Linked DNA regions of Mus musculus: region 1 is linked to region 2. Evidence: chromatin loops called from intact Hi-C (ENCODE). Cell type or tissue: heart. All regions are shown on one strand.

The links. Hi-C counts contacts between places; a loop is a spot of excess contacts. Peaks named below come from ENCODE experiments on the same cell type or tissue, not always from the same donor. Only the 100,000 strongest peaks of a DNase experiment are listed, where the experiment ranks them.
Region 1: it touches region 2 in a loop (2.6-fold over the local background); 7 of 42 quality-filtered maps call a loop at or near these places.

The regions. Positions count from the first base shown.
Region 1 is chr2:84,478,110-84,480,609 of GRCm38, reverse strand. No RefSeq gene overlaps it. Among named protein-coding and RNA genes, the nearest start is that of Tfpi, 5.2 kb to the right of the region's middle. In heart, a CTCF peak has its summit at 1,299 (motif pointing right); no DNase peak of the experiment used is centred here; H3K27ac peaks cover 246 bases.
Region 2 is chr2:84,659,146-84,661,645 of GRCm38, reverse strand. Btbd18 (BTB (POZ) domain containing 18) reads right to left here. Exons shown (of 5, transcript NM_001145100.1): 1 at 2,053-2,500; 2 at 1,465-1,549; 3 at 487-598; 4 at 46-215. The coding sequence starts at 169. Among named protein-coding and RNA genes, the nearest start is that of Btbd18, 1.3 kb to the right of the region's middle. In heart, a CTCF peak has its summit at 1,161 (motif pointing right); no DNase peak of the experiment used is centred here.

The DNA of each region.
Region 1 (2,500 bases), 180 kb after region 2:
AATTTTAAACGATCAGGAAAATGAAGTTCCCAGTTTCTGTGGATTATATTTATGGGTTAAAGTTTACTTTGATCTTTAAAAGATCATTAACTCAAGAATTACAATTTTAAGGGTCAAACTTAACAGGAATCCAACAATTATAAAATCCTGGTCTGATAAAAGAGTTACTCACTTATTGTAAATTGTTAAAGATAACTAAGGTATACAAGTTAATGGTTAGTCATGCTAAGTACAAATGCAATTTATATGGAAGCAAGCTTGGAGGTAAACATTAAAGCAATATATTCCAGGAAATTGTTGACAACTAAAATTATACTTGAGCAGCAACAAAAAAAATCTGTAATAGTTCTGTTTTGCAAAATTGTGGTTCTCAACTTAACCCATCTCTTGATTGATTTATGCTCAAGGTTTTGTGTGTGTGTTTGTGTGTGTGTGATAATCTTAATAGTTTTAGTAATTATACATGCCACTTTTGAAATCTCTATTTGTAGTTCAATAACCATTGCTGGGACTGGTAATTAAAAAAGCATAAAATCAGTCCTCAGCTTGGTGGTGATAGCGCATGCCTTTAAGATTAAGTTAGACTAATCATTTAGTTAAAAAAATAAATAAATTAAGCTGGGTGGTGATGGCACATGCCTTTAATCTCAGCACTTGGGAGGAAGAGGCAGGCAGATCTCTGAGTTGAGAGGCCAGCTTGGTCTACAGAATGAGTTCCAGGGCAGACAAGGCTACACAGAGAAACCTTGACTTGAAAACAAAATGAAACAAAACAAAACAAACAAACAAACCCAACCAATCAACCAACCAACCAACCATATTTAGGTTGCGACTTCTCTAGGGCAAAATGCTTTTGGGAATCAGAAATAGCATTATTTTTTAAAGTGAAAAAATTTATTAAAGTTAGCATAGCTAAGTATAGCATAGTATGTGGGGGTTTAGGTGGGTCTATATACCCCTTTTTATAAAAAAAATGCCATTTAAGTATTTGATAGTGACATTCCATGATAGATTGGCCCTGTAGATTGTAAGGGAATCCGGTAATACGATTAATAGTTCATAAATTGTAAAATTCCTTAAAGCATTTGCTAGCATAAGCAGGACCATGGTCAGATTTTAGTTGTAATGGGAGTCCTAGAAAGAAGAAGGTGTATCTGAGATTGTTTCACCCCATGACCAGAAGCAAAAATCATATTAGAAAAGATATTTCACTTGTTACATCAACATATTTGGGATGTCAAAATTCTGAGATATGAAAGATATTTGTGAAATGGCATTAGGTTTTACCGTTGAGATAAAATTCCACCAGCAGATGGCAGTGGTGTAGAAGAAGCTATGAGAATTTTGGACACCCCAAAAAGAAAGTAAGAGGACTAAGGAGGACGCCATCTCATCCCAGGCTGAAACCTGGCAGATGTTAACAAGTCTGGCAGATTAGAATGAGCACGAACATGAGTTGTGAATAAAGGTTGGGTTTACTGTTGTATACACACACCTGGAGCAAGAGAAATGACATTGATAGTGGGTTGGGTTTAAGTCTTGCAGTTTCTAAAAGAGAAACAACCATGCAGAGCCAGTTAACATATTTAGTGGCTGAGAAGCATATAATACAAGCTGATTGATTATGGTGAGTTCAGACTGTTAAGGGTACAGTCAGTGGTGGGTACAATCTTTTTTGTGGATGATGTAGAATTCATAAATAAACATATGCTCCTTGTCCTTTTGAAGAGCCATATATAAAAGCATTAATAAGAAATCTCTATAAGATTATTAGAGGTAGAACTTTAGGTCATTTGCATGGGTTTAAAGAAAAGATTTTAAAATACCTTAAAAGGTGATCTTTGGGATAATGATTATCTATAAGTCCTGTGTAATAAGCTAATGCTACCTGCCAATTATTATCAGCATGAGACAAACAATCAGCCTGCATTTTATTTTGTGGCATTATAATTTGTATAGGCTCTTTAGCAGTAAGTTGTTTAAGACACTTCCTTCCCATCATTATCAAGTGTATAATTTCTTGTAAATAAGGAATTAGATTCAAACATGAGAGTTGCGGAGATTTAAGTCACGTGTAAATTTCTATAAAATTGATGTGCAATCCTAATAGGTAATGAGAAGGAAGGATAAGTGATTGATAAGGAAGGGAGAGATTAGGTCCATGAGCTACCACTTTAGCAGCTGCATCTTTAAATAAATTAGTAATGTGTTCTGCATCAGGTGTTATGTTAACGGACCTGTTTTATAATGCTTTCCAGGTGCTTGCTCAGTATGTAGGAGTCTTCTGTAATAAACAGCTAACTACAGATACCTTTGCCTTCTCCTGAGCGCTGGTACATGGTCCAGCTGTCATACAACTGCATTTAACCTTATGCCAACTTTATGCTTAACATTATTTAACTCATATTAATCTTGACGTAAAAGTTTTCCTCATATAACTTTGTTCGTTAATGTTCCGCACAAAGTTGTACAGTTTTTACCTCCTGCGTTATGTTCTGGA
Region 2 (2,500 bases):
TTGTTCTATAGTAATTTTTCAGCTCAACCTCGGTTAATTTCTTACCCTCTGCCTGCAGAAGGGCATCACAAAACACACCACTCTGCTGCTGGTGATGAAGCTGTAGAAAAGCTACCCGGAGGAACCGGGGGTTCCTGTACAGGATTTTGGAACTGGCAGGAGAGCACATGTTGTATTTGGTTAATAAACCTTCTAGGTTTTCCTGGTTCAGATTCCTGTGGGGAGATAATATATTTCAGAGTTAAGATTAACCCTAACTTATGTTTTTGTCTTTTAAATGGCAAAAAAAAAAAAAATTAAAAGCTAATGAGTTGAAGAAACACAAGCTGAGAAGTTACCCCGAGGATAATGTCAAGAAAGACTATTATGACAGGGGGAGTCTTGGCTCCGTTCTAAAGTAGCATAGCTGTATTAATATCATGCAGGTAACCTAACTTCTCAGAGACTCATTTTTCTCATGCATGAAATGGAAATAACAGTACTTACCTTGTAAGGCTTCTAAAAATTTTTAAATAAGCCAGACATGGGGGAGCATGTCTAAAATTCCAGTTCTTAGGAGGCAGACATCCATCAAGGCCAGCCTAGGCTATATGAGACCCTGTCTCAAACACAGAATAAGAGAATGGTGGTACATGTCTGTAATTGAAGCAACTGAGACGAAAAGGCAAGAGAACTGTGAGTTTGAGGTCAGCCAGCATGGGCTGCACAGGGAGACTGACTCAAAATTAAATGAGTCAATACAGGCAAGATTGCTTAGTCCAGTGTATGCCTAGTACAAAATAACTATCTCCTTAAGTGTCTGTCTGCTATCTTTGTTTGTTTGTTTTTTGAGACAGGGTCTCTCTGTATAGTCCTGGCTGTCCTGGAACTCACTTTGTAGACCAGGCTGGCTTTGAACTCAGAAATCTGCCTGCCTCTGCAACCTGGGTGCTGGGATTAAAGGCGTGTGCCACCATGCCCAGCTCTGTCTGCTATCTTTATTACTCAGTTTTTCTCATTCATATTAGCACCAAGACCCAACTCCTGTAGTGCCAACTACTTGCATTCTTCCTGAGCACCACAGCTCAGAATACTCTAAACCTCACACTTTCAAAAGCTCTAACTGCTAGCTATAAAAGTGACTCTGCAAAGCCATAAGCACTTCCCTTTCACTTATTACACTAACCAGCAGAGGGTGCACAATCGAGACAAGACAGGATGTGGGAGGTCTTGCAGAGAAACAAGAGCAAAGTGAGTTGTTGACTGACCAAAGTGAGCCAGACTGGCCTCATCAATTTGCAATACTGTGGACTTTGTGTCCCTGGTTAACTGCCTGGCTAACAGTGGAGCGAGGAGAGGTAAGCAGTTGACTCTTCTCCACCAAATAAAATGAATATTCTGACCTACACGTCTAGTTTGTGTGTGTGTGTGTGTGTGTGTGTGTGTGTGTGTATGTGTCATGACCACTTCCCCACCTCCACTCACCGTACAACTGTGCGTTCTTTTTCCGGTACCGTTACGTAGTTTTCTGTCAGGTAGCACTGAAGAGTCCAAATAGTTCACGTCAAAACTATCAGGAAAGAAAAGAGCGAGTAAGTAAATTAAGAAGGCGAAGCGTCGGGCGTGGTGGCGCACGCCTTTAATCCCAGCACTAGGGAGGCTGAGGCAGGCAGATTTCGGAGTTCGAGGCCAAGCCTGAGTTCCAGGACAGCCAGGGCTAAACAGAGAAACTGTCTTGAAAAAACAAAAACAAAAAAAGAACGCAAAGCATCAGCTGGGTTTGGTGGTCTGGTGTCCTTATGTCTGCAATCTTAGCTATTATTCAGGAGGCCAAGGCAGGAGTATTATATGTTTCAGATCCGCATGGGCAATTTAGCGACCTCCATTCTCAAAATAGAACTTGGGTAGAGGTCTTGCCTGGCTTGTGTGTGGCCTTATACTACGAAAGAGGATGGGAAAGACTACTAATTTTCATCCCCGCCCTTGGAAATGTAGAGGAGCGAGGCCCCAGTTGCAAGGGTGAGGGAAGGATTTCCAAAGCATCAAGGCCTTAGCCGTGTCCTCAGACCCAACCTGAAATTGTTCTGCAGTAGAATTTGTTCCTGTTGTCCTCACTTTCCTCCGGTCCTCTTGTCTGCTTGCTGGTCTCCTCCTAATGTCCAGCCTCAAGCCGAAAGGTTGCGACAAGCAGCAGAGGTTGCCCCCACAACCTCAGCGATCCCCTCCCACTCCAGAAACAAGAAAATGAGGGTTAGTGGCGAAACGGTGGCACAGAAGGCCCTGCAAAGCAGGTCACCCCCACACGCCTGGGGCCCCCAGGCCCAACTCCTTTGAAGAAGGCTCTTCGGCGCGAGGGGTGCTGGGAATGGAGCAAGGCGCTAGTGGAGGCCTGAAATCAGGGCTGGCCCTCGCGGTCACCGCTGGCTTCGTCCACACGGGTTCTGTAGTTTCTCCTTGGCGCCCTCGGGCCGCTGCGGGTCTCCAGCACCCACATGCACTGGGAGTGATGACGACGAGGTCT